Linked DNA regions of Mus musculus: region 2 is linked to region 1. A link is a loop called in an ENCODE intact Hi-C map of the cell type or tissue named here. Cell type or tissue: heart. All regions are shown on one strand. Each heading gives the region's core, and the rest is flanking DNA. Links, peaks and the distances in the headings are about the cores only.

Region 1 (16,477 bases), core at 3,815-11,814:
CTACCCAGGAATAGGTAAGAGACGGTAAGTAAGTCAGTCAGTCAGTCAGTCAATCAATCAATCAATCAATCCCTGGCTCCCTGGCTGCACTGGCTCTGTCCTGTAAGCCCCTGTGCTCTTTACCAGCACCTGCAAGGACTGTTTGTTTCTAATTCTCCACCCATTTCCCACAAAAGTTCACAATCAAAATGATTTTACTGGGGCCGGTGAGATGGCTCAGATTTTCACTGCCTTTCTCTCCACATTCCCAGTCTTACAGCCTCACAATCAAAGTCAAGCTGCCCCCCTGGCTCTTTACTACATATAAAGACTGTGCAAGGGCTGGCAGGATGGCTCAGTGGGTAAAGACACTTGGGATCCAGCCTGATGACCTGAGTTTAATCCCCAGGACCCATACAATGAAAGGGTTAAATCAGCTTCTTTAAGTTGATCTGACCTCCACATGTGCACCATATCTCACACACACACACCACACACACACACACACACACACGCACACGCACACGCACACGCACACACACACATGCACACACATGCACGCACGCACGCACACACACACTAAACAAATTAGTAGATATCAAAAACAATTAAAATCACTGACTCTCCCTCGGCTCTCTAAGGTCACACCTGCTCTGTCTTCATCCAGTTTGTGTCTCCCGTAAGTGTCCCCATGCGTCCATGCTGGGGACAGCTATCGCCTGAGCTGAAATTAACACCCTTTCAGGGAAATATAGTTTTTTAGAGCACAGTGAAATGCAAAAGGAAGGACCAGAGTTTTAAAATATGTCTTTTCTATAGAAATTCAGATGGTGCTGTCTGGGCAGGTGGGAGCTACGGGCATGCGTGAGAAGAGAATTATGCAGAACCACCACTTGTGCATGGCTCGCAATCTGCAGCTTTCCACCACTTGTGCATGGCTCGCAACATGCAGCTTTTCACCACTTGTGCATGGCTCGCAACATGCAGCTTTTCACCACTTGTGCATGGCTCGCAACATGCAGCTTTTCACCACTTGTGCATGGCTCGCAACATGCAGCTTTTCACCACTTGTGCATGGCTCGCAACATGCAGCTTTTCACCACTTGTGCATGGCTCGCAACATGCAGCTTTTCACCACTTGTGCATGGCTCGCAACATGCAGCTTTTCACCACTTGTGCATGGCTCGCAACATGCAGCTTTTCACCACTTGTGCATGGCTCGCAACATGCAGCTTTTCACCACTTGTGCATGGCTCGCAATCTGCAGCTTTTCACCACTTGTGCATGGCTCGCAATCTGCAGCTTTTCACCACTTGTGCATGGCTTGCAATCTGCAGCTTTTCACCACTTGTACATGGCTCGCAACATGCAGCTTTTCACCACTTGTGCATGGCTCGCAACATGCAGCTTTCCACGTTGGGATTTGAACAATGAAGTCTCACAGACTATTGTATTTTGGCATCTCTAGTTAAGAGCTGATTAAATATATGCCTATTTTATTGCAGGTCTACTTTTTCCAATGTTTCAGAATTTCCCTAAATCCATGCTGCTACACAGAGCGGATCAGCCTGGCAACTCAGATATATGCAAACATATTCCTGGGATAGAAAGATGATTTTGAAAGCCATCTTGCAAACATGGGTGTCTAGCCGGAAGCTCATGGGGACTTGGATATATGGAGGCTTCAGAAGAGGGACCAGGCATGACAGCGTTCCCTATGTCAGCATCATGTTTCTAGTGACAGTAAGGCACAGTATATTGTCATACTTCCTTTTTGTGATGCTGTGGACAGAAACCAGGGTCTCTCCTCTGCTAGGAATGTGTTCTATTACTGAACAACATCATCAGCTACTAGTACAGAATCAACAGTAAGAGGTGGGTGTGCACTTGTATTCGTGCATGTACATGTGAATGTGTGTGTACTAAGATTGCAAGTGAGAAATGCATTAAGACTTTATCTTACGAATATATAGTAATTAAAACATTTTTTATGCAGTAGTTGTATTTGGCAGGAATGTTCCACCACTGAGCTACATCTCTAGCCTAGTTTCTCAAGCTGGCCTGGGGCTTGCAATCCTCTTGCCTGACTGAGTAGCTGGGATTGCAGGCCTTCACTACCAGATTGGCTCATGAAAGAAATCAGATTCATAATAAAGGGGATAGGGCAAGCAGTTGCTGGGCTGGTGTGCTGAAGCTAGCCCATTACCCCAGCCCCTCCTCCTCACTCCTCACACCCCAAGATGAAATCCATTGCTTGCTTCCTCGACCCCCAAACTTGACATGCCTGCAAGGTTTTCTTCCTCCAGTGGTTCCCTCTATTTTCAATCCCACACAGCCTGACTCGCATCCCAGCACTCCTCAAGCTGCTTCCTTGTTGATGTTGGTTACGTGGCCCTACTTACCACCAACTTCTGAGCTGAGGCTGGCCTGATGCTGTTTATGCTCAGAAATGTTCTCCCCTAAATTCTGGCTGGATGTATGAACTGACTTGGGGGAAGCCCCTCAGCATCGCTCCTGTGTCAGTCAAAGTCTGCATGGAGGAGCACGGAGATAAAATGACAGAGAAAGAACCAAAAGCCATCATCACTGGGAAACACTCTGGCTGTGGTAGAACACTCGGAGAGCCTTACGAGAATGTCTGTGTCAGGCATTCGGGGTCCAGTGCTGATGCATCTCATACTATACTGATTAGACGCAACACAAACCCGCTGACCTGACTTTGAAGCCAAGGTAGGCTACAAATCGAGACCCGCCTCAAGCAAAACTAAACGGTGCGGCACTCTCAGCTTGGGAGTTGGAGATTTAGAGCCTGGAGAAGGGAAGTCCAGCACGAGACATAGAACTCTTGCACAGGACAGACCTTATCCAGCATCCCTTGACGGGGCTGCAGCTGTCTTAGCTGTCTGTCTGTCTTAGCTGTGTCTGTCTGTGTTCTGTTTCCTGGATCTGCTTCCTCCAGGCTAACGCTGTGACACAAGCAGACAATCCTGCATGATACAGGGCAGCCTAACAGCGAGCTGCTGCCCTACCAGCACTAGTCAGGCGTTTGAAACCCACCACAGAGTGTGCTCTAGATATTATATGGTTTCTCGTAAGCTATTTCTTCAAATGTCTTGTAGTCATTTTAAAATTCAATATGAGCACATTAAATAAGATCTTGAAGGAGGAAAGCATTCTATGGAGATAGCAGGTGGGCAGCTGGCGGGCCGCAAAGGGTAGTAGTGGGGTGTGCCCTGGGCCAGGAGCCACTTCTGCAGCATCATGAATGAAAGAAGACTTTCTTTCACTAAATTGTCTTAAGAGCCAGCTTGTTTGTTTTGTTTTGTTTGGGTTTTTTGGAGACAGGGTTTTTCTGTATAACAAAGCCTTGGCTGTCCAGACTCACTTTGTAGACCAGGCTGGCCTCGAACTCACAAACATCCTCTTGCCTCTGCCTCTTGAGTGCTGGGATTAAAGGTGTGTACCACCACACCCAGCTTTTCTTTTCTGTTTTTTTCTTTTAGCAAGAGCCAACTTTTTAAGGTGGCTGGCAACTGGCCTTGTCGAATCGAGCAACTCCTCTGAGTCCCTTCCAGCTGCAAGTGTATGTGCAGTCATCCGTGCTTGTTGAAAACTACTGGAGCTTCCGGTCTCAGGCGCTGCAGGAGCCGCGGGTTACCGTGCAGACACGGCCAAGTCCAAGAACCACACCACACACAACCAGTCCCACAAATGGCACAGAAATGGCATCAAGAAAACCCGGTCGCAAAGATACGAATCTCTTAAGGGGGTTGACCCCAAGTTCCCGAGGAACATGCGCTTTGCGGAGAAGCACAACAAGAAAGGCCTGAAGAAGATGCAGGCCAGCAAGGCAAAGGCAGTGAGTGCGCGCGCAGAGGCTATCAAGGCCCTGGTGAAGCCTCAGGCCATCAGGCCCAAGATGCCAAAAGGCCCCAAATTCAACCGGCTGGCTTTCATCGCTCACCCCAAGCTTGGGAAGCGGATTCGAAGCTACACGGCCAAGGGTCAGAGGCTCTGCCAACCGAAGCCTAAGGTCCAAACCAAGGCAGGGCCCAGGCTTCAGCTCCAGCCCAGGCTCCCAAAGGTGCTCAGGCCCCCAAAGGTGCCCAGGCCCCTGTGAAGGCCCCATAGAAAAGGCTCCTGCCAGTGTGAGGACAGACGGACTGCTGTGACACACTTCCCCACACACTATTTGCAGATGACCAGTGTCCTATGCTGTTCTTACAAATAAACTCAGGCAAGATCTGTTAAAAAAACAAAAAAAAAAAAAAACCAAACAAAAACAAAAACAAAAAACTACTGGAAATCCTTGGACATGAAGCTGAAGTTGAGTAGTTGCAGCCATTCTGCTTAGTAGCATCCCACAACCTGGTGAAGAAACACTCATTGTTCTTTCCCACACTGGGTGGCTTTTGGTGGCACAGGCTGTTGGAATCCCATGGGGTGGGGGTGGGGCTCAGAAGATGTAAGTGCCCTGCCTTGGACAACGTCTTTCCAAACACAAAGGCCAGCTTTTTCCTGCATCTCCTGCTCTCCCAGGTCCTCCTCCCATCTTCCTGGAAATGCCCCTAATATGAGGTCTATGTAACAAATGAGCATAAATCTCAAGTGCAGGTAGTCATGGCTCTGGGAGACAGGGTGCTTGCTGTCAACCCTGACCTGAGGTCTAGCCCCGACCTCTAGATGGTGGAAGGAGAGGACCCACTTCTGCAGGCTGTCCTTGACCACCACACACATGCCATGGCAACAACTGTGTTCTCCAATAAACAGACAAAAATAATAAAGTATAAACACTTTAAAAATGTCAGGCAGTGGTGGCTCATGCCTTTAATCCCAGCACTTGGGAGGCAGAAGCAGGCAGATTTCTGAGTTCGAGGCCAGCCTGGTCTACAAAGTGAGTTCCAGGACAGCCAGGGCTATACAGAGAAACCCTGTCTCGAAAAAAAACAAAAACAAAAACAAAAACAAAAAAGAAAAAAAAATTAAAAATGTTTTTTCCTTGAACTTACAAAATGAGTCAAAGCCCTGGTGCTGGACCTTTGCTTGTTTTTATTCCTACAAGACCTCTGAGGGATCCAGGACCTTGGCAGAGGGTGGAGTTTGAGCAGAATGCTTGCCTAGTACACATGGAACCCCAGCTTTGATCCTTAGATTAAACAAACCATGTATGGTTGTACACACAGCCCTAGCAACTTGGGAGATGGAAGTCAGATGCATATGCAGTTTCAGGTCAGCCTGGGACATGAGACCCCATCTCAGACAAGCAAGACAGTGAGGACCAACAACCAGAATCTGTAAATTCCTACTTGGCTATGCATTGCTATAAACATTTGGATATTGAAAACAACTCGTTTTTTTTTTCTCTCTCTCAAGACAGGGTTTCTCTGTATAGCCGTGTCTGTCCTGGAACTCACTTCGTAGACCAGGCTGGCCTCGAACGCAGAAATCCGCCTGCCTCTGCCTCCCAAGTGCTGGGATTAAAGGAGTGCGCCACCACCACACCCAGCTGAAAACAACTCTTTTTTTTTTATTTTTTAATTAGGTATTTTCTTCATTTACATTTCCAATGTTATCCCAAAAGTCCCTCATTACTCCCCCCCACTCCCCTACCCACCCACTCCCACTTCTTGGCCCTGGCGTTCCCCTGTACTGAGGCATATAAAGTTTGCATGACCAATGGGCCTCTCTTTCCACTGATGGCCAACTAGGCCATCTTTTGATACATATGTAGCTAGAGACAAGAGCTCCGGGGTACTGGTTAGTTCATATTGTTGTTCCACCTATAGGGCTGCAGAACCCTTTAGCTCCTTGGGTACTTTCTCTAGCTCCTCCATTGGGGGCCGTGTGACCCATCCAATAGCTGACTGTGAGCATCCACTTCTGTGTTTGCTAGGCCCTGGCATAGTCTCACAAGAGACAGCTATATCAGTGTCCTGTCAGCAAAATCTTGCTAGTGTATGCAATGGTGTCAGTGTTTAGAGGTTGATTATGGGATGGATCCCTGGATATGACAGTCTCTAGATGGTCCATCCTTTTGTCTCAGCTCCAAACTTTGTCTCTGTAACTCCTTCCATGGGTGTTTTGTTCCCAATTCTAAGAAGGGGCAAAGTGTCCACACGTTGGTCTTCGTTCTTGAGTTTCATGTGTTTCATAAATTGTATCTTATATCTTGGGTATTCTAAGTTTCTGGGCTAATATCCACTTATCAGTGAGTACATATTATTTGAGTTCTTTTGTGATTGGGTTACCTCACTCAGGATGATGCCCTCCAGGTCCATCCATTTGCCTAGGAATTTCATAAATTCATTCTTTTTAATAGCTGAGTAGTACTCCATTGTGTAGATGTACCACATTTTCTGTATCCATTCCACTGTTGAGGGGCATCTGGGTTCTTTCCAGCTTCTGGCTATTATAAATAAGGCTGCTATGAACATAGTGGAGCATGTGTCTTTCTTACCAGTTGGAGAAAACAACTCTTAAAACATAAGAGGTTTTCCTTCTATAATGATTTCAAAATATTTAATTTTTAAAAATTAATCAGAATTATAATACTTATGCTATGGTATACTAATGGTAGTCTCCTTAAGTTAGAGTTACTTACTGTAATCAGTGTCTCCTTTCCCTTCCTCCCCTCAACCCCACAGGTCGGTGTCTTTCAAATGCATCCCTGTTTTTATTTTTCATATGTGTGTGTGTGTGTGTGTGTGTGTGTGTGTGTATGTAGAGATACTTACATGCTCGAGTGTGTCATTAATGTATCTATCGGTGGTGGGGACCAAGCTCCACAATTACGCATTTTTCAGTACTAGCCTTTGTCTGTTGAGGATTTGTTTTATTATTTTTAGTTATGTGTGTATATGTTTGTGTCTGTGTGAGCACTGCCCCTCTGGCCTCCTGGGCAGCGTCAGGTAGCGGCAAGAGATAGGCTTCGGATCAGAAAGGAAGAAAACCAAATCCTTACTAGTGGCTTCGGAATGCAGCTCGGTAGAAGAACACTTGCTTTGTGTGCGTGAAGCCCTGGGTTTCATAGTCAGGACCCACTCATTCACCCAGTTCCATCCCATCCGTAGCTGACTGGCCGGGCAGTGGTGGCGCACGCCTTTAATCCCAGCACTTGGGAGGCAGAGACAGGTGGATTTCTGAGTTCGAGGCCAGCCTGGTCTACAGAGTGAGTTCCAGGACAGCCAGGGCTACAGAGAAATTCTGTCTTGAAAAACCAAAACAAAAAAGAAAAACAAACCAGCTGACTGACCACTCACAGCTGCAGTTGACATCAACCGACTCCAGGCCCGACTCTTCTTGGAGTCTGCAGAGGGGAAGTGGACTCTCTTCCCAGGTCGTTGATAGCTTCAAATGATGTCCCGTTTCCCCCTGGGCTTTCTTCCTAGCATTTATCACTGTCTGAAATCCTTCAAATACTTGTTTACTTTCTGTAAGTGTTCCTCCTTCTCCTCCTCCTAGGAGCAGGAGCCTGGATGACTGCCTTTGGTCGGGTCATTTCTTCCATTGTCCAGGGGCACGCCTGCATGGAGAAATGGGTCAGTAAAGTCTTACCGGATGAATAAAGATGAAATGGATGCCTATGTGAGGCATGTGACATAGGCTCAGCAACAGAGGGTTTTATGGAAGTAAGTTGGACCAGGCTGTGCCATTCACCTGGGTCCTGTTGTAGCTAAGATCTTTCCTAGATTCTTCACTACTCTCCAAGAAGGCATCCTGAGGGACTACCACCAGAGGGTATGGATGAGAACTTAGCTTTGGGTCCAAGGCCCAGTTCTGGAGCAGTTCTGACAGTTGCTCAGTAGGGGGCACTCTCTGCCAGAACACCATCCGTATTCCAGGTAAGTCACTGGAGGCAGTGTGACCACGCTGGCTGCCTGACAGCCTGCCTTCCCCTTTCCATGCACAGCATCCATTTCTTACCTCTGTTAGCACTTTAACCAATGCTCTACTCCATTGAATTTGTGGAAGATGTCTTGACGCTTCTCCTAAAATAATCAGGTGAGGGAAGGAATGCTAGTTTATGTATTTTGAAGTCTAACTTTGATTGTCATTTGAAACTCCATTCACGCAATACTTCTCCAAGCTTTGACCATGGGTCACCATATTTCTTAGCAAAGGGAAGAAGATGGGTTGGGCACAGGGTGGGAGCCATGTTCTGAAACGTGGGTTCATTGGCAGAGCTTCTTCACATCTCAGCATCCTAAGTCGTCTTCTGTAAAATGGGGAGGCAAGAAAGCAACCCACACGTGCTTCAAGGACTAGATACATTCTAGCTTCTAGACTATGGCAACAGAGTTTATTAAATAAATACACACTATCTAATACATTGCTAGGTCCTGCTTGACTCTGTAAGAGACATGTTAGAATCTTTTTTTTAAAACTGTGTCAAAAAAAACCTTGTCTTTTTTAATTTTATTTTTAGATTTTACTTTATGTGTATGTGTGACTGTATACAACGGGTGTGTGGGTGCCAGAGGATGGAATCCCTGGAAGTAGAATTACAGGCTGCTGTCAGCATCCAGTGTGGATGCTGGGAACCAATTTCAGGTCTCCTGGAAGAATAGCAGTAAGCACCCTTACAGAGGGCTGTCTCGTGTGTGTGTGTGTGTGTGTGTGTGTGTGTGTGTGTGTAGACAGTGTCTCACTATGTAGTCCCTTGGTGGCCTAAAACATGCTAACCTCAGACTTGTGGTGATCATCCTGCCTCAGCTGCCTAGGTGCCTGTTATCATTATGCCCTCAAAATTCTTTTAATATAGCCAGCTGTGGTGGACCACACCTATTTCAGCAATGAAGAGGAAGAGGCTGGGAGGATTTCAAATGTCAGCTCACAAGAGACTAACTCAGAAAACAGAACAAATCTTTGATTAAAAAATTACAGTAAGGACAAAGGAGTGTAGTTCAGTGGTCAAATACCTGGGTTCCTTTCCTTTGCTTATCTGTCCATTTAACAAGGGAGTTGTTTGCTGGTCCAGCCCCTTGAGTTGGGCAGTGCTGTTCTCCACATTGTAAGTGAAGCAATCACAGGAGTATGTGTGCGTGTGTGCGTGTGTGTGCGCGCGCGCGCGCGCACACACACACACACACATACACAGGGGTGGGGGTGGGGAGAGAGAGAGAGAGAGAACACCAAAAGATCTGCTTGTATTTTTAGAAGAGTGGTATTAGCTGTATTTGTTTTTCTATTTTTAATTGTTATATTTTTATGATTGGGATTCAGCCCAAGCCAAAGGTGTGCATGGAAAGCCCGTGGGTGTTAGGGACTTGTGTAACCTCCAATAAACACCTAGCCGCACTGTGGTACTGCTCCTGGCCCCCAGGGGTCTGTTGAGTCCCATCCAGCCTGCCTTCCCTCAGGGGGATGAAGGAGGCTGCTCCTTTACAAACCATGCTCTGTATTGGTAAAAAACAAAAAACCAAAACCAAACCAACCAAACAAACAAAACCAAGAGACCCCAACAACTGCCCATTCTAGAGGTTCCTGGGCAGGTTTGGCTCTTCCTGGCCTGGTACTTGGCAGAATAAGAAGGGTCCTAAGGTACAAACTATATTACTTTCCTCAGCCATCTGACTTCTTGAAGAAGGGAGCTATGGCTTAGGCTCCGTGTGGACAGCTATGCCACCTGGACGGAGGATGACATGGGGACCGTTTACCTTGCCGGCCCACATGCCTGGGAGTGTGCAAGTTTAAAGGTGCTGCTTTATGGAACACTGTATGGAGCACAAGTCAAAGCCTCTGGGGTCTAACCGTCCAGGCTGTCTGAGCAGGGCAGGGTAATAAGTGAAGACGGAGATGCCTGGTGGGACAGTGTTAAGCACACACCTTTATGAAACTGGCTTTTTGTTATCACCCCCATGGAGCAGCACCTGGCTCTTGGAGGAAAGAGACCATCTTTGTTGAGGACATGTTCCTGGCAGATGCCCCCTCTGCCCTAGCCCCCACCCCACACTGTCCCCTCATTCTCGGCCTTCTTTCCTCCCTCCCCACCCTCCCCTGACTCCCTGCTCTCTGATCGAAAACCTTCAAGATAACATACCACAGACCCACAGAGATGAAAAGGAGTGATAGGGCTGAGCCATAAACCTGATGCATCAGGTTGACCCCTGAGCGGAATCTCTGGAGTGTCATTGAGTGGAGGACCAGAGGGGGTCATGCATGGCCTTTATCAGGGCGTGGCATATAACAGATAACTAAGAATCACATAGGGACAAAATGAGTTGAGGTCTTTTGTTAGGAGGGTGGGGTGGGGTGACGTCCTTCCTACTCCCTACCTGCCTCCACCCCAGCTGAGATCTTATCAGGGGAGGGGGTACAGAGACGCCATAGAAATGGAATTTTCCAGAGAGTCTTTCCATTCCTTTACGAAGCAGACCAAGTTGCTTTTTAGTTTACATAATACAGATAATCCCATCAGAAGAAATTCTGCCCCCCAGCTGTCCCCCAGAGGAGAAACAGAGCAGAACCTACTGAAATGTCTAGGTCTTGGTTCAAGTGTGATGAGTCTGCTTTGGAGACCTCTCTGCCCGTGGGGTCACAGTGGCAGGCTGACAGGGTCATGGCTTTTCTACAAGCTTCGGCAGTTCCCTGCCCGTCTGCCCCTCTATACTGCAGCTGTGGTTTCTCAGCACGGCAGCAGGTGGGCTATGCTGGGCATGCTCCTGTGCTGGGGCTGCGGGGGCTGAGGCAGGAGGATCACTGAGAGTTTAAGGCTAACCTAAGCTAAGTATCTCTATCCTGTGTCAGATTTCCCTCTCCCCCTCTTCCCTCCTCCCTCTCCATTTATCCACCCCCCCCCCCCCCATACACATAACACAAATCGGAGGCTATGTATTTCCATTCTGTGAATGATTTGGAAGAAAATAGCACCTCTAGCTTTTAGAAACAAAGCAATTTCCTCCCATAGATTCAGTAAATTCAGTTGGGAGGAATCTTGGGGTTGCCTACCAAGTATGGGCTGAGCCCTCTCAGATAGAGCCTTCCCTGAAGCCAACTAATCCTCCTTTCTGGTCATTCTCAGACCACCCTTCCTTCCTCTCCTTCCAGGTCAGGCAACAGCACGCAGCCTCAGTTTTCACCCCAGAGACCTTGGCTAAAATCTACCCTCTCGGCCTTTTCAGAAAGAGCAAGGAAACTGCATCCCTTTTTAGCCCTGCCTGGAGAATTGGCATCGGGGCTAACTCAGCATGGGTTTGGGAAGGAGACCCAGAGATCGTCGGAATACAGAGGGTAGGATGGCAGCGTTACAGCTTGGCTGCCCCTTGGCCTTTGTCCCCAGGTACTCCGGACGCCATTCCATCATCTCCTTCTTACTCTGAGTCCTCTCTAGCTGGTGCAAACCATTTACTTTAAGAGTGCCCCAAGGTGGAGAGATGGCAGCCAAACGGTGAACGCAGCCCTTTCCCCAGCATTTTTTGGTTCAGATGAGGTCAAGTCGAGAAGCAGCCTCCCCTGAGGTGAGATCTAGGCAGCTCAGGGGGGGCCCTGATCCAAAATAGTTTCCATGCAAGCACCTGAACTGTTGGTGGCCAACTCATTCCTTTCCTGACTGAGAAATATTTGTTGACTACACTCGAGCAAGATGCCCCTTCCCGTAGGATGATCAGGATGTTGGGAGTTGGGTCGGTCATTATGGTGCACACCCATAAGCTCCGCATCATGGGAGCAAAGGCCCGAGGCTCACTATAAACTTGAGGCCATCTTGGTCTACATAATGAGTACCAGGTCAGCCAGGGCTACACATGGGGATTCCGCCTTAAAAAAGAAATCTACTGTCACTACAATTTAAAATCTTATTTTGAAGGAGACGATGAAGGAACAAGGAAACTGCACCCCTCATAGTGAGCCTTCTAAACTTAGCTGATGGCCTGAGACCCAGGCATTTAACCTATTACAATTTGCTACTCCTAGGGGTAAAGACAGCTCTCTTGGATGGAGAATAGGGATGCAGCTTAGCGGCAGAGCACTTGCCTAGCGTGCAGCAGGCACGTGGTGGTTACATCCTAAGCGCTGCCCGACGTCAAGGGACAGTACTAAGGGCTTCTAGTAAGGTCGGGATTGAACATTGTGGGAGTGTAACAGGAGTAGCAGTGGCCCACCTACTTAAGACATAAAATATCCTGGAAGAGGTGGCAGTGGATAGGACACTTCAAAGGTAAGTAAATTACCAAATAGAAATAAATAAAATACAGTCAACACCAGGGAAAGAACAGTAAATGCAAACTGACAAAAAACCACCTGATGCCATCCCTAGAGCTTGGGGGTCCTGACTTGGAATGCCCAGCTGCCTCGGTCCCCTTCCCGTGACCCGCGGAGGCTCCTTCAGCATCTCTGCTCAGTGGGCATCCTAAGGCTGCATCCACCTCAAGTTGCAATGGCTGTTATGAGTTCCTGATTCATTTACCTGCTTTCTGTTTATTTAAAAAATATTTATTGACCCTTTATAATATAAACTACAATGTAGTGTAATATAAAACTTGACGGGTTCTCCTAGACACCCTCGTCTCTCTCCCACGTCCATCATGTAAGCAGAAATGGAGAAAAGGAGAGGGAGGAACTTTGTCTGTTTCTTCATGGGTCCATTCTCAGTGAGTCTCACCCTGCCTGTCCTTTGTTCCTTCCATACATTTGTGTATGGTGCCTGCAAAGCACCCAGTTGGAGTACTTGATTTTGAAGAAGATGGAGGCTAGTTGTGTCATACAGAGGTGCTGAGACACTGAAAATGTCCCCTGGTCTTCTCTCTTTCCTTTTCCCGTCCCTTCCGTTCTTTCTCCATCCCTCTGTATTGCTCTGGCAGGGTCTCATGTAGCGTAGGCTGACCTCAGAGTAGCTATGTAGCTGAGACTGACCTGGGCTCCTGATTCTCCTGTGCCCCAGGTGCTGGGATAACAGGCAAACACAACCACGTCTGGCATGGCCTTTCCTTTGAAGGCATTTTAGAGACACCCTCTCTGGCGTCTCAGTAATTCCCTGTCTCTCTCTGACTATTCCATAAAGACTTTCAAAGCAGGGCTGAGCCCACTTTTGGCAAGTCTCTTACCTTTGTAAGCCTGACTTCAGTGTGCTGGGAAAGGTGACTTTAGGAATCTCGTGACTGTTGGTGCCTGGGGCGGAAGCAGATGTTGAAAGGGCAGGTGGGGGTTCAGGAATGGAGGCGCCCTGAGACACGTAGCTTCTTTCACAATCTGGCCCGGGGCTGGCTGATCCTGTGATTGGGTGTCTCAGCCAAGAATGTCCCCAGAATTCCAAGTCACTTTTAGACGCCATTTCCCTGTCCTGTGGCTCCAAGTCAGCAGATAAAGTGGATTTACAAGCAGAAAGAGAGCAGGCTCACAGAGCAGTTCTGCTGCAGAGCGGGAGAAGTGGGGGGGGGGGGGGGGCGGGGGGCGGGGACGACTTCCTCTCCGGTCTTTCGGGTTAATGGCTCTCAAATACGCAACTGGGTGTGGCACTTGGGAGGCAGAGGCAGGAAAAACTGTCGAGTTTGAGAAGCCAGCCTGGTCTACAGAGTGAGTTTCAGGACAGCCAGGACTAAAAAGAGAAACTCCATTTTAAAAAAAAATGTTTTTTAAAGTCACGAAACAACAACAACAACAACAACAAACCCCAACAACTCAGAGTTCCTTCCTTCTTGCATTCTAAGCAAAACTCAAACAAACTGAGAAAGTTTTGTTGAAATCTTCTGTGCCATTTTTATCTTCCCCCACCATTTTGTAACATGAAAGAGGAAGCCTTTTATGTTCACGGCAGTAATATTATTCTAGTCTTGTTAAGTTATCTTATTTTTGAAATGGCATTTTGCTATGTATTCTGGGTAAGCCTGGGCTTACTCTGTAGCCCAGGTTGTATGTGGACCCTGCTGCTTCAGACTTTCCAGCGATGAAGCCGGGCGTGGTGGCGCACGCCTTTAATCCCAGCACTTGGGAGGCAGAGGCAGGCGGATTTCTGAGTTCAAGGCCAGTCTGGTCTACACAAAGTGAGTTCCAGGACAGCCAAGGCTATACAGAGAAACCCTGTCTCTAAAAAACAAAACAAAATAAAACAGGCTTCCCAGCGATGGAAGTACAGGAGTGAGCCGGCATCCCCAGGCAGCAATCTTCAATCTATCCCATTCATGAGGGATGTCTCACACCTCGTTTTGCTTTGGTTTTTCCGAGACAGAGCTTCTTCATGTAGCTCTGCTGTCCTGGAACTTGCTCTGTAGACCAAGGTGGCTTTAAACTCACAGAGATCTTTCTGTCTCTGTCTCCCAAGTGATGAGTTCACAGGTGTACGCCAGCACCACCCAGTCTTATAGCCCCATTTATGGGAACGAACACCACTGTCCTGCAAGGACTAGCTAATGTCTGGAGGTCGTGCTGGCAGCAGGTTCGTGGGCACTCCATATCTCCAGTTTAGCCAGACACAGGTGGAGTGGGTTAGTTGGAAAATGGCTTCTATATTGAGCACATGCAAACGTTTTGCTGGTTGTGATCTCCTGTGCAGTACAGTATAACGATATTTGTATTCTGTTAGGCAAGCATGAACCCGAGATCCCAGCACTCCGGAGGCTGAGGTGAGGAAGGAGGCCCTAGGATTTAAGTCTAGCCTAAGCTACGTCAGAGAGACCCTGTCCCCAGCTCTGTAGCGCGCTTACAAGGTGGAGGCAGGGAGTCATCAACTACACAGTGAGTTTCAGGCCCACCTAAATCATATGGGACCCTACCACAAAAATCCAATAAATAGCCCTGGGTGGTAGTGCACATCTTTAATCTCATCACTAGAGAGGCAAAGGCAGGTAGATCTCTGTGATACAGAGGCCAGCCTGGTCTATACAGCTAGTTCTAGGCCAGCTAGGGCCACATAGTGAGACCCTGTCTCAAAAAAAAAAAAAAAGAAAGAAAGAAAAGAAAAAGAAAAGAAGAGAAGAGAAGAGAAAAGAAAAAAGAGGAAAGAGAAAAGAAAAGAGAAAAGGAGAGTGGGAGGGGAGGGGAAGGAGGAGGGGGAAGAGGGAGGGGGATAGTTGCCAATAGGCAATGGTCTTGGATCTGCTGGCATATCTAAATTGGCACTAGGGAGTAAAGTCCTGTTCTTTGCATCTGTGTTAGAGAGGATTCTGACAAGCTTGTGAGTGCTTCCAGACTATAGATATGCAGAAACGAAACGTAAATTCCAGCTCTGCTCATTGTTAGCCCCGTGGTTCTCAGCACTGACCCCTAAGTTTCCATGTTGTCTTATCTACAGAAGTGGGACTTATTCTGAGGTTGTGAGGCAGTCAGGTCTCTCACAGGAGACTGTGAATGTCAAGGGCCTGATGTCACAGCCCCTCAGTTCCATCAGCAGGATCACCATTCAGCAGATGTGGCCTCTGAGATGCAGTCATTTAGTCATTCAACAGCCAATCCCTGATCCGCCGCAGCTTGTCACAGGTGAGGTGTTGGGCCCTGTGCATTGGGAGTAGAGCACACCAAGCCAGGCCCTGCTCTCTTGGAGCTGACATGTGAAGACACAGGACACACAAAATAAAAATAAATAAGGGAGCCATGTGTGAGTCAGGATATGCATGCATCCTTGAGAAGAGAGTGCCTGTGACTGCCAGGCCACTGTCGGAACGGCTGATGCTAACCTAGTCTGCAGCACGCGCAACCAAATTTGGCTTAGAAACCCATGCTGGCCTTACCGGGCCTTTCTCCTTTGACTGCACTAGGGACTTTATTCAGACTGGCCTTGTGTTACTGACTGTCCCTGAACCCCCAGGGCCAAAAGATCCCCCTATTTCAGCCTCCCAAGAAGCTAAGACTATAGGGACATGGTATAGTGCAAATATTTAGTCTATATATTGTGCTTCTCCTCGATCTTGTCAGTGTTGAGCTTTAAGAGATCTTCCCACCCAATGATCTGGAAGAATGTCTCTAAAAACCTGGGAGAGGTAGTGCACACAATCCCAAGTCTTAGGAGACAGAAGCAAGAGTACCAGAAGTCCCTCATCACCCTCACGTGACTACATGCTAAGTTCAAGACTAGCCCAGGCTACGAGAGACCTTGTCCCAAACAGACAAGCAAACTCCTCCTGAAGAGACACGTGGTGGAATCCCTTAGAATCCTAGCCTTTAGAAGGCCAAGGCCAAAAAACTGCAAGTTCCAGATCAGCCTGGGCTATCTATTAAATGTGTCAGGCCAGCCCTGGAAATACAGCAAAACTCTATTTGTTTGCTGTTGGGTACGTCTGTAAATTCTAGCTAGTGACCACCAGGTAAGTGGGTTTCTTTTTCATTGTTATGTTTGCAATAGGATTAATACTTAAGGGCCAGTGGCAGAGATGTTGCCTGTATTGCTTAAAACATGAGCCAGAAAGTGAGGCATGGTGGCACATACCACACTTGTCTGCCCAATACTCAGTAGTCTACACAAGGAAGAATATAGAATTGAGGCCAATGAACTACATAATTTCAAAAGGAAATAAAATACATCACAGAACTTTTGGCTGGAAGGGGGCTTTAAGATCATGTCTGATGAGCC
Region 2 (16,477 bases), core at 2,797-10,796, 260 kb after region 1:
TGACTACTTCTGTTCTTGCTATACTTCTAAGTTAAACGTTCATCTTAGCTTAGTTCTCATATTCTTTTCTTAGCCGGATTTGAGGAAAAGCTCAGAACTGTCTTATGATTTGCTCCTTTGTCGCTTGGCTTTCTGAAACTGCTTGGTGTGTATTAGATGTCAGAAGATCCCCCGGAGCTGCTTGGAAACTTACAGTTGCTTACTTGAGATGGGCTGTGAGCATCGTGTTGCTGCCCTGCGTGCATGCCCGGGTGCCCCCGAGAGCAGGTTCTCAGAACGTGAGGTGCTAAGCGATTCGCGTTAAACAGTGACAACCTCAGCCCTCCCTGACCTTGACCTCTCCGGGTGCGAGGCTGGATGACGTCACAGTCTGCCAGCGTCCGAGGCGTGGTTCAAATGTGGCTTCAATTTCACACAAATGCCAGGACCCTTATGTTGTCTCTACCGACTGTGGGCAGAGCTCCCAATTCTGCTGTAGAGGTTTTCAAAGTCCCCAGTGCCCAGCTGCACAGCGGGGGGTGGTGGGGTGGTGGGGGTAGTGGTGGGGGGGTGGTGGGAGGGAAGATACCAGAGCTGGGGGGGGGGTGTCACTGCAGGCAGTTCCCCTGGAACCGGAACTAAGGGACAGACATTTGCATATCTCCTCCAGGAGTATCAAAGTCTGGAAGACTTTCCGCCCCAAAGAGCTGCCCTAAAATGAACCTAGAAAGCTATTTCCCAGGGACTAACTAACCTGAGGCTGCGTTCCTCTGCAGGAGCCAGAAAAACGGACAAAAGGACTCCACTCCAGAGCGCATTACTTTTTCACACACTTGGCTAAGACTTTTCTGAGATTAGAGAAATTGGAAACTAATATGTTTGAAGTCATATATAAAATCGATATTGTCAAATGCTGGGGGATGGTTACCGTAGGATCAGTCACTGCTTCAGGTTCACCGTTACTTCGAGAAAGCTTCCATTAAAGAGCCCCGCTGTGCAGCTACAGCTGAGCTGTGGAGATTTCCCTGTGGCGCTAAGGATTCCCCAGCATACCACAGAGCTACGAATTGCATATTCATGGTGAATGTTAATGGCGCTGAAAAGCCATGGATAGAACACACCCCCACCCACCCCACCCACCCCACCACCCCACCCACCCCACCCACCCCCGCAGAAAGTGAATGGTAAATCTGTATCTTCCACTAAGTTGATAATAGTTGGTTATAAATTGGTAATTAAGTACTTTCACTCTTCTCTTCACAGTTCCATTTCTTCTAAATCTTGCAAAGAGGAAGAAACAACCCTTTGAACCTGATCCTGTCTTGACCCCAGTCCCTCAGACGGTTCATGGAAATTGCCAGAAGGAGAGTAAATCTTTTAGAGTCAGCCTCTGGTTTCTGTAGAATTGGAGCGTGAAAAGCGAGGTACCTGGAGGTGAACCAGGCTTCAGAGTGTCCTTTGGAAAGGCCAGAGAAGTTTCTGTGCGATGGTGTTTACATACCCTAACAACCTTAGTCTGTTTGAAGCAGAGCTCAGCCTCTGTATTGGACTGCGCTGGGGAAACCTCACACTTTCTCTACCCAAGGAATTGAAGTTTATTCCCAGGGTAATTGAACCTGAACTCCCAGTGTTTGTTGTGCCTAGAAAACTAAAAAGAACTCTCTTGTTTAAGGAGCTGTGGTAGATTAAAGATGTCTGGGCAGTTTTAGCTGGCTAGCATCTCCACTCCTCAGAGGCGGACTTATTTCTTCTTCCCTTGCCTAGGGACCCATGCTGGAACTGTTCAGTGACCAGGAGACCACAGACTAGTGGTCAAGAGCACTATCTCTGACTCTATGGGATGCGTATTCTACCCTACAGAGAGCTGAGGTTTCCCGTGTAGAGGACAAGGCTCAGCCTCCAGCCTTCTGGGGAGCTAACTGATGCCTCGGCTCCAGCCACCTTTTCAAAGCTACCACAGGACACAACTCTGAATGTCTAATTGAGCCATCAATCCACTGAAGCTAGAAAGCAAATGAAAGTGGTTGTCATTGGAAGCTGCAGTTTGTTACAAAGTAATAAGGACTAAGCTGGAGTGGGTGGGTTGGGGAGCAAGGGGGAGAGTATAGGGGATTTTCTGAGAGGAAACTAGGAACGGGGATAGCATTTGAAATGTAAATGAAGAAAATATATAATAAAAATAAATAAACATTAAAAAAAAACCCAGAAAGTAAGTTTTTTGCTGTCACCTTTGTTTTTTGTCTACTGGGAAAGGCTTTGTTTTGTGGGAAGCTCTGCAGAGAGAGCTTTTGCCTGCCCTGTGTACTGTGAGTTGCAGAAGGCAGAGAGTTCTTAGAGACATTGACCTTCGAGGCCTAGGCTGGTCCAACAGGAGGAAGCAGATAGATGCTGTGTATAAAACCAGACAGGCAGACTGCAGTACTGAGGTTGTGAAGGTTAAAGGGAGAGGGGAAGAGAGAATGATAAAAATAGATGCATAATTATTCAAATAAAATGTTTACTCATAAGCCACATAGAATGGTTTAGCCTACTCCATTTTTGGAAACAGTGTCTAGAAATAATACCCTTTTCATGCCTTAGGGTTCCCTCTGAACAAGTCCTTCATGAGAAAGTAAATAAGAATTTTCTCTTTTTTTAAAAAAAAATGTTGTTTTTTCGTTTGTTGGTTTTTTGATTTGGTGACACACAGATCTTCCTTTATAGCGACATGTGACAGTTACACTTAGAGCCCTTGGCACAGTCATGATGACTCACTTACACACTGAGAGAGACACCCCAGCACACCTACCTCTCTCATCCACAGACATAAATGCTTTCAGGCCTGGAGCCTCAGATAGGATGCTTTTCAAATCAGCCAACAGGAAGAATTATTTCCGATCTTTATGCTAACAGAATTACTAAGGACAGAAAGGTGTCTATTTGATATCAATCTCCCTTTTGTAATATTTTAAGAATTCTCTAGCCTCATGGATTTGTATAAATGTTCTAGGGCTTATTAAAATTAAATTTTTCATCATTAGCCCTTAAGAAAGTAAGACTGGGTGGTGCAGAAATTGTGGGAGTGGCCAACCAATGACTGGTCCAGCTTGAGATCCACACCATGAGAGGGAATCTACCCCTGACACTGTCTGGAGGGCCAGGAACCAGAGGTCGAGAGCCCAGAGACCTTAGATAGAGCTAAACATGACTGGCAAAAAAAAAAGAAAAAAAAAAAGAAAGAAAGAAAGAAAGAAAGAAAGAAAGAAAGAAAGAAAGAAAGAAAGAAAGAAAGAAGATTCTCAATGATACTCTGCTATACTCATAGATAGGTGTCTAGCCCAATTGTCATCAGAGAGACTTCATCCAGCAACTGATGGAAACAGAGGCAGAGACCCACAGCCAAACATCAGGTGGAATCCTACTGACATGAGGAGGAAACTTTGTAGAAGCCTGAGGGGTCACGGACACCACAGAAAACCACAGAGTCAATGAACCTCCTAGGGGCTCACAGAGACTGAACTGCCAGCCGGGAGCCCGCATGGGACTGACCCAGGCCCTCTGCACATAGGTGATGGTTCTGCGACTCCTTGTGGGAGTCCTAACAGTGGGAGCCAGGGCTGTCCCTGACTCTTGCCTGCTTTGGTGACCCTATGTTCCTACTGGTTGCCTTGTTCAGCCTTATTACAAGGGGAGGTGCCTAGTCTTATTGCAAACATGTTGTTTGATATCCATAGGATTCCTGCCCTTGTCTGAAGAGGAATGGATGGGGGTGCGGAGAATATAGGATAGGTAGGGGGAGGGACTGGGAAGAGAGGAGTGGGAGCTTCAGGTGGGGGGTAAAGCAATGATGATGATATTTTTCCTTTTAAAGATCCTAATCTATGCCATATACTCATTAACTTCCCATATCTCTGATGGGATTTCTGTTCGTCATGCTTTTTGGGTTGATTCCTTATCACTTAATCTCTCTGAAGTATGTGTCCTGAGCACTGGAGTATATGTCTTCAATTCAGGATTAAAATAAGTTACTCGCCTATTCAACTCTAGTCTCTTTCGATGCCATTTTTTGTATTATCTATCAACTAAAACACTGTTCTCTGTCTTTGATCACTGTATTATTTATTATATAATAAATATATTTCATGTTTAAAAAGAAAGACTAAAAGCAATATTTGAAAAATAAGGCTTGTGCTACTTCAGATAAATATGTACAATTTTATGTGTTAAGTAAATGAGAAGAAATTAGAAGACTTTGAAAAGATCTTATTTTATTTTAATTTTGTGTATGTGTTTGTTTTTTTATGTGGGTATGCGAATGTAAGTGGATGGAGGATATGATTCTGACAACCAAACTCTAGTCTCTGGGAGAGTATTCATACATATGTGTTTATGTATATGGTATATATGTATAGTCTATTTGTTTTTATTTTATGTGCACTGGTGTTTTGTCTGCCTGCATGAGCCGGTGCCAGGTCTGCTGAGACTGGAGTTATAGACAGTTATGAGCTGCCCTGTGGGGCTGGGAATTGAACCCTGGTCCTTTGGAAGAGCAGTCCATGTTCTTAACCATTGAGCTATCTCTCCAGCCCCTGGAAAAATATTCTTACTAAGCCATCCCTTCATCCCCTAAAAGACTTTTTTAAAAGAGGAATTTCATGAGACACAGAAGGGAGTTACCTGGCTATGTACTAAAAATGTAAAACTGAGTTCAATTTTCATAAATAACAATCTGTGGTTGAGACCACTTTATGGCCCTTAGGTAGTGGTAACAAGACTATTCTCTCAAAAGTCTTCCAGGAGACTGGACATATTGCTCAGTGGTTAAGAGCACTAGATGATCTTTCTGAAGACTGAGGTTCAATTCCCAACACCTACATGGTGGCTCACCACCATCTATAATTACAATGCGTATGTGTTGGAAGGGGGGTGGGTGGTCTGCTACCCTCCTCTGTCACAGCCATACAGTGGTGCATAGACATACATCCAGGCAAAAGACCTACACATACATAAACTTTAAAAAAGAATAAAATAAAATAAAATAAAATAAAATAAAAAGGTCTTCAACAAAACTTTATGTGGTGATGGAGGCCCAGAGGGAGTCCACCGAGAAGTGGTTCAAATCCACATTGTTCCCATTCCTCCTTTCATTAGAATGCTACTCAGTGATTTCTCAGAGGGCCCCATTTCTGTGCTGTACAGCTCTCTCACCAGAGGAAAGCTCATTGTACCTTATGGTAGGCAGCAGCTTAACTTTCTGGTAAACCAGCCTCCTCAATGCAGATGGATTGAGACTGAGACCAAGCCTATCCATGAGGCCCAGGTCATCCAAAGCCACGCCTGCTTGAAACACCAGTTCTATGGTCTCATGCCAGACTATGCTATATGGAAGGTCCCCATGTGAGTGAGATCAAAACTGGGTTAGGACCCCACCCACCATGTTCGCTTCTTCAGCGCCTTCTTCCCGCTCGCACCTCCATGGGAGGCAGCCTACTGCATGGGGAGTGGTTGGGGATGTACGGACATGACGGAACCTGGACACGGAGTTCTGACTGTGTGTGACCCCAGGCCAGTCACTTTATATCACTGGTTGCGGTGGGGATTAGATAACCTCTAAAGTAATAGGAGAAACCACAGATGTTTCATAGAATCATGAAAGGGGGCTCATTGTCTCTTCTATTTTAAAAAGAATACACTATCCTTGATCGCATTTGAGCTAAGTCGCCTTCCTTCCTTCCTTCCTGCCCTTTCATGCAGCAGCGAGAAGATGGCAGGAAGGAGTCATGGGTGAGCAATGTCCTACCTCATAGCATGAGAAAAGGATTATCAGATTAGGGCTGAAGAGCATGGAGAATGCACCATGGATACATGAGTAACCACAAAGGGGAGGAAGTGAGTGTATTCTAGAGAATCTGGAAGTAAGGCTCTGCAGAGTTAAAACTGATGTGGTGAGCTGAGAGAGCCATTGGAGACAGCCCTACAAGGTCTACCAAAGCCTCAGGCGTGCCTCTCTCCCCCTGGGAAACTCCCCAGGCTATTGTAATCCCAGACTTCTGGAGGTTGACTCAGGAGGATTTGAGTTGAGGCTAGCCTGGGCTTTACAGCAAGTCGGGAGACCAGATTCATCCTCCTAGAGTCTCTGTCGAAAACAAACAGAACGAAACCAGTAGGGCCAGAGAGGTGGCTGAGGATCAAGGGTACCTTTTGCTTTTGCAGAAGTCCTGGGTTGGGTTCCAAGAACCCAAATGGCAGCTCACAACTGTCTTTAATTACTGTGTCAGGAGATCTGGGTTTTTTTCTGACTTCTTGGGTCATCAAGGGTGTACCACGTGGGTGCACAGACATACATGCAAGGTAAAACATTCATACACAGAAAATGAAAACAAATATGTAAAAATATTTTTAAAAATAAAATTAAAAAAACCAATCAACAAACCAACCAAATAAACAAACAATGTTGGAAGAGATGGCCATGTGGTTAAGAGAGCTTACTGTTCTTCCAAAGGACAGGAGTTAGCTTCCAGCACCACCTCATGGAACTCACGATCATCTGTAACTCCGTCCCTATGAGAGCCAAGCTCCTCTGGCCCCGAGCCTGTTCACATACAAACACACAAATAAATAATAAAATAAATATTTCTGGAAAAAATAGAAGTAAAACACGTGAAAATAGAGAGATCTAAATACTTCCCACTTTAAAGTATTTAAACTGTACATTTTATTGTTTTTCAGGGGTGGGGTTCCATGTTTAGAAATGAGATTTAAAGAAGGGTTGCCAGGTGAACAGTTAAGCAGCTTCCGGCTTCGTGGAGAGGAACCGGCAAAAAGCAGACTCAGAAGAGGAGAGGGGGTCTTCTCTGTGCCTGGCTTCTGCGCTGGGGTTGCGGTGTATTGCCCAGGGCAGCACCGCGCATGCCTGTGTTCCTGTATCCTCACAATAAATCTCCAGGTAAACATTGCAAAGCACCGTATAAAAATGGGCAGGAACAGTCTTGTCCAGCGCTGGGCTGAAGGCGAGATCGCTAAAGATAAAGCATGGTCTCAGTGTGGAAGGAGAGAGGGCCAGCTGGCTGGAGGCTTCTGTGGGTCTTTAACCACGCCCCTCCCCTCGCAGAGGCCCCGCCCTGGCTCACTTCCTCGGGAGGCCTCCTCTTCCCTGCCCTCTGATCCATAAAGAACTAGGTCAAGGGTCCCCAGATCAGAAAATTTCCCTAAATGGCGATTCTTCAATTAGCTGTTAACCAATTCCAATCAGCTGTTAATAGTATCAGAAAGAGTACCATCACTCTTTACTTCAAATTCAACCATTTGGTTGGCTAAGATTTTTTTTTCTAGTCCTTTCTCTTACTCTTAAACAATGGTCATCTTCTCAAGTAGATTACAACAAAACAAAGCGTACAGTTTGACGACACAGGGTGTAGGTGGCCCTCTTGGGGGTCAGCATGAAGATGGCAGGAGATGGGCATCTCACTACCCAGCGTCTCACACAGCAGCCCAGCTGAAAATCTTGCTGAGACAACCAAACAAAACGTTAGCTGTTCCTTTTATCCAGCCAGAAAAATCCAGTAGTTATACTCCAGCCTCCTGCTCTTGTTTCTGCTCAGACAACTTTGCAAATGTAGCACTGAACCTAAATTTTGCCTTTTCTCTCCTGACACTATCACTGTTCAAGAAAGCCATTTCTACTGTGGTTATGTCACATGTCTCATTTTGTAAACATGGAAATCTCCCGCTAAGATCCAAAGCTGCTGCTGCTTTATATAAGTATTTACTGTGCTGCAGACTGGACTCAGAGCTTTGTGAATGGCAGGCAAGCTCTCTGCCGCTGAGCCACATCCCAGGCACCATTCATTGCTCTAAGAAAATACACTGGAGGCTCAGCAGTCACAAGCACTTGTTCTGCCAGAGAACTGGGGTCACATTACCAGCAATTCACATGGTGGTCCATAACCATGCATAACGTCAGTTCCAAGCCATCCAAATGTTTTCTTCTGACCCCAAGGGCATCAGGCACACACACATATGTTCAGGCGAAACACTCAAACACGTAAACTAGAGCTTTTTTTTTAATGTATCTAGGCACAGCGGCACACACACACCTGTAATCCCAGGACTCAGGAAGTAGAGGCATGAAGCTATGAATCTGAGGCAGCCTGAGCTGTGGGTAAGAACCTATCTAAAAAAACAACAACAACAACAAAACAAAAACAAAACCAAAACAAAACAACAACAACAACAAAAAAAAAACAACCAGTGAAAAGAAGGAACTAAGAAAGGAGGAGAGAAGGCAGGGGTGCTGTGGCTCGGTCAGTGCGTGCCTTGCCAGTATGAGGATCTAAATGTCAACACTTGAATGGGCCATGTAGAAGTGGTCGCCATGGTGACATGCTCTTATAATCCCAGAACTGTGCAGGTGGACACAGAACTCCTTGGATTCACTGGCCAGCCAGTCTACCCTAACTGGTGAGTTCTAGGCTAAGGTTAATGAGAGACTCCATCTCAAAGGAGTTGGATGCTCTTTCTGAAGATGAACCTCAAAGTGATCTTCTGGACTCCATACACATATGCACACATATGCACACACATGTACAAATATGCAGTTACGCTTGCATGTGTACTGCATACCCATGAAACTACACACATGTATACGCATGCAGAGAGAAAACAAGTGAGTCCAACTATCTCCCAGTGCTTCAGTACTTGGGAAACCAGGCAGGAGCAGCAGGAGTCTGGGGCCAGCCTTGGCTACATAAGGAGCTTGGGGCTAACCCGTGTGACAGAAGACTTCTCTCAAAAATAACCAGAGAGAGAAAAAGGCAGGAAAGGAGGGAGAGGGAAAAGGTTCACATTTAAACAGCTGTGGCTTAGAGAGATGTGTCGTGGTGAACAGTATTAATTAACATTTCCATAGATATCTTTATCCCAGGCGCTCACCTAGTTATTGTGGACTACTGGAAGTCAGATTCTATATTGATTAAATCCAACCCCTTCTGTTGGGGATAGGGAAGGAAATGCAGTTTTGTTCCTTTAAACCTCAGACCTAAAGATCAGTCTGTGGGTATAAAAAGAAAAAACAAGGCATGCATAATATTACTGCAGAATGCTGTTTGTGAGTTCAATTAAAAGGAACCTTTGTTGAGACAAAAACTGGAATCCTGTGAAAAATTCTGAGAGTCTTGCTCTCCTCCCCACTCTTCATATTCATTTTATAATAAATCTTACTCAGACTGGAGGTCTACTGGGAATTTTCACTTTTAGTTTTGGGAAAATGTCAGTTACCCATGATGGGAATATCAGAATATTTAAGCAAAGAAAAAAAAAAAAACCTCTTCTCTCTCATAAATGTTAAAAATAGTTGCAGGGTATTTTTTTCCCCTTTGAATTCTGTAAAAGAGAAAAATTCACCTTTGGACTGAAGTTGATGGGTGTGTGGTCCCTTAATAGGAAAGCCTTTTAGAAGATTAGGAGAGAGGAGACTGGAAACTGAGGCTGTCATCAGTCAGCAGAAGACAGCCAGAAAGCCTCTGTCTGGCCACCCCACCCCCAAAGCAGTCTACCCCACTGGGCATGCTCTCAAGGGCAGCAGGGAAAGTGGCTCTGACCAAGAACAAACATGTCTTTTCCCCATTTAGGCTGTAGAAGCAGGAGTGGAACGGATCTATCAGAATCCTGGCCTCCTGAGGCTGCTAACTCCTGCAGGAGTCTTCCTCCAGCCTCAGTGAAGTCAACAGCCACACTCACCGGAAAGGCTGTCCCCAGACAGTTCTTAGCCTGCATAGAGGGAGTGCCAACGGACTGCTTCTTAGCTCTATTCCCAGGTCCTTGCTCCCTGTGCTGTGGGCGGGGTCTATTGGCTCCCAGAAACCTCTTCTTCAATCAGGGAGAAGTTTGTCCTTTGTCTGGCTCTGCCCTAACTGTTTCCTTTGTGCTCCCTCCTTCCCCTTCAGTTGCTCCCTGCCACCTTGGTTCTTCCTGTAGCTGAGTCAAGAGAACTGAAGGAAAGATGTAGAGGCAAAAGATTTTAGGGCTAGGTATAGTCTCATCGTTTCCAGAGCAAGTTCAGGGAGAAAAGCTTATGCCTACTTGATTTTAAATGTGTAGATTAAAAAACAAATAAGAATTGAAGGTTAGAGCCAGAACTTTAACTAAGGCCAGCTTAGTCTCCATAGTGAGATCCTGTCTCAAAATAAGTTCTTTTAACTTTATTCCTCTGTGTGTGTGTGTGTGTGTGTACACGTGTGATGTGTGTGAATGTGAGTATATTTGTGATGTGTGTGTGCATGTGTGATATGTATTTGTGATGTGTATGTGATGTGTATGTGCATGTGTGATGTGTGTGAATGTGAGTGTATTTGTGATGTGTGTGTGCATGTGTGATATGTATGTGTAATGTAATGTGTGTATGCATGTGTAATGTGTATTTGTGATGTGTGTGATGTGTATGTGCATGTGTGATGTGCACACATGTGATGTGTGTGTGATATGTGTGTGCTTTCCCAAATTACAACAATATTTCACTTATTTTTTGTGTATCCTTTGCCCACATGGCTGTAGGTAGTCTCATCACATGCATGCCTGCTACGCTAAGGTTAGAAGAAGGGAATGGAGTCTCTGTAACTGGAGTTATAGACAGCTAGGAGCTGCCATATGGGTCTTGAGAATTGAACTGAATGCAGGTCTCCTGCAAGAGCAGCAAGTGTTCTTAACCACGGAGTCACTTCTGCATCCTCCTCTCCCTGAAATGTTAAAAGTTGATTTATGACTGAACTCAGACTGTATGTTTTACATTCCATTTAGCCACAAGGTCAAGAAGCAATCAGAACATATATATTTTAATTATTGACTCAACTTCAAGTAGCCATGGGAGGCCACATAAATAATTGATACTTAGTCAGTTCAGGCAAGTGGGTCACTACTTGCTGTTTTTCTGATGTCTGGGCTATTGTATAATGATTTATGCTATGATATTGGTAGGATAAGCAGGATAACTCAAAAATGTTGTTTATTGCTTAATTGTGTAAAACAAATGTAGGGAATGTTCTCTTGTCTTTGTTTTGTGTTTCTGAACGAGGATCTCCCTGAATTCTCAAGGTGGTCTTGGATTCACTATGTAGCCTAAGCTAGCCTCCGACATCAGAGGCCCCGCCACAGCCACCAAGCGTTGGCAACACAGGCCACCTCTAGCTCTGTCTCTGTCATTTTGCTCTGTCCAGCCAGGGAAGGTGGAGAGGAAGGCTTGAGAATAAGAGTATAGTGACGAACATGGAAGGCTGAGGAGGCCCAGATGAAACCCAATACTTTGTACTTAACTTTAACTCAGTGAAAAGAAAGAGGAAAGTTATTTTTCAGTTTATATCTTTCTTTTGAAGTTAATTATTACTACTGTGTGTGTGCCTGGTGTATGTGAATGGGCAGGGAGAGGGTCAGAAAACAAGTTTGGAGAAGGTGGTCTCTCCCACAGCAGGTGCCTTTACCCACGGAGTCACCTCCGCAGCTCACTGGATGTCAGTGTCTTTCTAATCCAATCTAGCAACTGGGCAGAATGGAGAAACCCGATTACCTTGTAGGTATGTCCATTGGGGCTTCATGTGGTGTCCCTCTAAATGCAAAGAAAGCCCCATTTCTTTCTTTCTTCACAGTGGTAGTCAAGGAGCCCAGCAGGGCTGGCCAGTGACAGAAAGGTCTCTGTCAGGTCTGTCCTGCCTCTGCCATTTGGTGCTGCGTGGATCTGTGAACCTGGACAGGCTTTCTTTGAACCCTCTGTAAACTTCAATTTTCTCATTTACAAAATGGGATAATATCAATTTCTGCCTTCTAAATGTAAAGGATTGTAAACTGATGCCCACAAATTACTTAAGATGGCTTTTGTCAGAAAATGTCACACATCCACTCTTTGGGACTCAGCCTGCGAGTCCCACATGCAGTTTAGAGTTCTGTAAATAGAATTGTAAGTTCGTTTACGTGTTTCATCTTTTCTTTTCGGTCAAAAACAATGTTGAAACTAGATGGGCTACCACAAACCCACACAGGAGCTTGCCTGCGGCTTGGGGTAGGTGACTAACTTGGCAGGAGAAACTAAAGCTCTTTGGGGTAATACCTGAAAACCAGAGTTGTGTTTCTGCATTTTCAGAACAAACAGCAAAGCGAAAGTCTTGGCTGCATCCACAGAACCTGTTCTTTAGGGCACGGATTTGATTGGTGGTTTGCTTTTTTGTTTTGGTTTGGTTTTTTTTCCAACCACGTTCTCTGCTTGAAAGCAAATCCTATTTATGGCTAGCGCTGTTTTTTCAATTAGGTTTATTTTCATTTTCCCATAGGCCATGTTAGCTGAGAACGTCCAGAAGTTTATTTGTTTTTCCTTTATGTCTTATGATGGTTTTAAAATAAAACACACAGCACTTATCTGTGAGATTTCTTTTGAAATACCGGTGTGTCCGAAATTAGTTTGTTTGCTCCCTCCCCCTCCCACCACACACAATCACACATACAGTACCACCGTGCATGTAAGCGCAAAAATGCTGTCAGAGTGTAATCGTGGTCCGTTTTCGTAGAAAACTTAAAGCAGGGTCAGTCCCGTCTCGCTAATTTAGGACTGTGTGTGTAAACTAGCGCTTAGCAGGTCAGACTTAAAAACGATGACACCTCTAGGACTGGCTTTTTCTAAAAAATTTACGCTGAAAATTAGAAAACCGTTTTTCTGACTCCAAGGTTAACATTAGTAATATGTTCTCTATACCAGGTCCCATGTTTGGGGGGAATGGGGTAGGAGATAAACTCATAAACAAAAGCCCACATCGCTTAATAGTTTTGTAATGGAAAAATATTCTCTGGTGAAATAAATATTTCGGGGAAACGACCTGGGCCCTCCGGATGGGGAGCGCCCACCCTCTCCGCTCTGCCTGCTGTGGGCGGTAACCGGGTGTCCTCATCCTAGGGAGATTGCTCTGCATGAGTCTGGGGATCCCTGGGTCTGGAAGCGCGTGTGCAGCTGCACAGAGACTCTGTCCCCGGGGGAGGTGGTGGTGGAAGGAACCTGGGCTTGCCCCCTGGCGCCTTGAGCCCACTAGGGTCCCTGGCGTCACCGCGCCGTTGCCTGCTCCTCCCCTCTCCGCGGACAGCAGCTGCGGCCAGGGATCCAGTGCAGAACCGCCCTGACTGCGCCCTGTTCCTCTCTCCAGCCACCCTCCCTCCCAGCTCCTATGCGGACTCCGCTCCCCTCTTCCCACCCCACCCCACGCCCCGTCTCCACGTTCCCCACCTCTCCCCCGCTGATCTACCTCTCTCTCCCCTTCACTCCTTCCCAACTCTCTGACTGCTCCTTCATCTTTTGTTTTTCCTCTACTCCCCTTCCTTCTTTCCCAGTGCCGGTCCCTTATTTACTTCACCCTATCTTTCTTCATTGCTAACTCCCACCGGTCACCGAACCCCTTCCCCCTCTCTCTCCTGCAGCAAACTATCCTTTCTAGTCCCCTCTCCCTGCTTCGTGCCCCCTCTCCTGTTTCCCTCCGGCCTTCTCCCCTCCAGCTCTGGTTTTGTGGCTCTCCCACGCTGTTGCTATGGAGTCGCCCAAGGCTGCTGGCCTGGCGCTAGCTGCCCTGAGGCCCCAGGAACAGAGCAGTGACTCTAGCCAACTCTGAGGCGCCGCACCCTTTCGGGGGTCCAGGAACAAAGCGTGCCCCGCCCTGCCCAACTGTGTGAGGCTTCCATGAGACCTTCAGGCGCCCCAGGCCCTGGGGCTTAAGACCACCTATAATCTGATCGCCTCCAGCCTCTGCGGGCGGGCGGGACCCTGGGACCAAGGTGACAGCTGCACTCTCCAGTGCAACCTACCTTCCTGGTCCCTTGAAGACCACTCTCTCACGCCCACCCTTGGAGGTGTCACTGGGGCCGGCCAGATGGCCCTATTTTATAGGACTGACCCCTTTTGTTGGGGGTCTTAAGAGCACCCAGGCCAATTTACATAGGAAAATGGGGTTTGTGTCCCCAATTCAGTGTAGTGCCCTGACAGCCGGTGGCCTTGTCTTTGTGTAAGGACCCCACAGCCTGTTGTTTAAAGTGGCTTATGTGTGCAGATGTGTGAATGTGAATAGAAATCACCAGGAAGCAGTAGCTCCCGTCTTGCTCCCAGGTCCTGTAGGAAACCTATCAGGCTGGGTACTGATAAACCCCTGATACCTCTGATGCTCTTCCACATCCCATAGCTGATTGTTTAGGTCTGATTCCTAAATCTTTGGAAGAAATCTTAGGAAGATTCCCGAAGTCTTTGCCATTTGCATTTAGGTCCTTGCTTGGGAAAATTGTAAGGCTGTACCTAAGAGGAAGACAACTTGGACTTTAAAAACGTTCTTGACGAAAGATCTAATCTAATTGCTTGTCTTGATGCACTCTGACTCAGCTGTTTGAGGATATGTGCTGGAGCAGGCTGAAAGCTATCATTTGTTTGGTTTGGAATCACTAGCTTAAACATGTGTACTTAAGTGGTGGAGTAAGAGGACACAGAGAAATTTCTTATTTTATCAGCAAGGAATTTGAGTCACAAGAGTTAAGACAATTTTCCCAAGATCACACAGCTCTGCAGGGTATAATCCCAGTGGTCTGAGCCCATGAAAGTCGACAGAAAAAAGGGTCTGGGCTGTGTGAACTCTACTGACATCCAAGCCCCAGGAAGCTAAGGGAAGATGGCCTTATGTTCAAGATCAACCTGAGCTACACTGACTTTGTCTCAAAAACAGACAAAACCCCAAACCCAAAACAGACAAAAGAAGATGACGGGGAGAAAAACTTATAAAAGTCTGGGACCCCTTGAAGCACTTCCATCAGCTGCCTCCAGTTCCCACCAGGTCCCCGAGGCCACCAGCTCGTTATGTCTTAGGAGAATTCAAAGGACTTCTCTCTTCAGCCTTTGCAGCTTCAGGTGGCTTTCTCCATCTGTGTTGGAAGCAGTCCCACCACTACAATTGTCAAGAATCCTGTTCTAGGACCCATTTCTATCAAAATGATTATTTTGTGACAAAATAGCTGAGAGCCCCTTCTGTACCCCTGTGGGGTAGAAAGTGGTGCTAAGGACTGGCTTGGAAAGGTTCTGGACAGCTTAGCTGCTCTGTACCGTGCATCAGGGACTATGGTAAAAGGATTCTGCTGGCTAACCTTCCAGTTCGGTTCTATTGCTGCCTGAAGCCCTGAATGAGTTTATGGTGCTTTAGTTAAGAATGCCTCTGCGAAGGTCTTTAGCTCACTGTACCTCAGTATGTTAAGAGGCAGGTTGAGGGGCTGGAGGCATAGCTCAGTAGTTAGGAATGGTCACCGCTCTTAGAGATAGATATTGCTTTACTTCTACAGGTGATGGGTAGTTCACAGCCTGTAACACCAGTTCTAGGGGTTCCCTGTCTGGCCCCATGGGTACCCACATACACAGAGACAAACACATAATCTTTCATTTAAAAAGGATTATATTTTTAAAATTATGTATACGTGTGTATGTTTGTGCACATGAATGCGCACTATCTTTGGGGGCCAGAGGAGGGTGTTGGGGCCCCCAGAGCTGGAGTTCTATGGGTCATTAGTTATGTTATGTGGGTGATGGGAACCAAAGTTAGATCCTCTGCAAGAACTGTTAAGAATTCTTAACGAGGGGCTGGAGAAATGGCTCAGTGGGTTAGAGCAGTGACTGCTCGAAAGCCCAGCTCTGACTCCAGAGATCCGAGTTCAATTCCCAGCAACCGGTGGCTCACAACCATCTGTAATGGGATCCAATGCCCTCTTCTGGTATGTCTGAGGACAGCTACACTGTACTCATACACATAAAATAATCTTTAAGGGGGGGGGATCCTTAACAAGTGAGCCATCTCTTCAGTCCCACAGAGATCTTACATACCCTTTTTTTTTTTTTTTTTTGAGAGAATCTGAGTCCACACACTACATTTCATAGAGGGGATTGAGCAAGGACACACGGCTGGATTGGAACTGAAGACGCATGTTAATTTCTGTTCTGCTTCTCAGAACAGATCAAGTTAAAAATTTTTCTGTTTCCTATTTTTGGGGGCCCATATTAGTGCTAGGGTGACAGCGAGTACAAACTGTGGGGTAGAGGTGACAGATACAGAAGAGGAACTTTTCAATTCTCTGTAAAAGGATTTCCTTAGAGCATTAAGAATGCGTTATATTCTTTAAAGGAACTATATCCAAGAAAGCTATTTGAAATAGGGTCCATAGTACTTCTCTGGTTTCCTTCTTTATTTTAGCTGCTGTTTTGCATCTGTATCCATTAGCTTCTGAAGTGTAACAAATAACCCACACCACCCTGCCTTAAAGCATGAACCTGTGGATCCTCTGGGGGTCAACAGAGCTGGACTGGACACACTGAGCATTGCTGATGATGCTGGCTGGTCTGTGGACAAAGGCAGAGTCTCTGTGCTCTCAAGCTGGGTTTGGCTGAGAAAGCTTAGGTGGTTCTGTCCTGTGTCATTTATCCAGAATGTATGTCTCACAGTAATGCATGGCCGTGAGCAAGGCTTAGCATTGT

Evidence for each region. Hi-C counts contacts between places; a loop is a spot of excess contacts. Peaks named below come from ENCODE experiments on the same cell type or tissue, not always from the same donor. Only the 100,000 strongest peaks of a DNase experiment are listed, where the experiment ranks them.
Region 2: a loop joins it to region 1, with 12 times the contacts of the local background. A loop is called at or near these places in 13 of 42 quality-filtered maps.

The regions. Positions count from the first base shown.
Region 1 is chr3:9,069,118-9,085,594 of GRCm38, forward strand. It overlaps 4930539M17Rik (RIKEN cDNA 4930539M17 gene), which reads left to right. Exons shown (of 3, transcript NR_040597.1): 3 at 1,508-1,959. Among named protein-coding and RNA genes, the nearest start is that of 4930539M17Rik, 15 kb to the left of the region's middle. In heart, for the core only: a CTCF peak has its summit at 7,771 (motif pointing right); a DNase peak (open chromatin) is centred at 7,784; H3K27me3 peaks cover 352 bases.
Region 2 is chr3:9,334,048-9,350,524 of GRCm38, forward strand. Gm41997 (a long non-coding RNA gene) reads right to left here and starts at 9,788. Exons shown (of 3, transcript XR_878675.1): 1 at 9,697-9,788; 2 at 6,448-6,550. RefSeq lists an enhancer at 12,708-14,247. In heart, for the core only: a CTCF peak has its summit at 6,490; DNase peaks (open chromatin) are centred at 6,914 and 9,744; H3K4me3 peaks cover 972 bases; H3K27ac peaks cover 1,970 bases.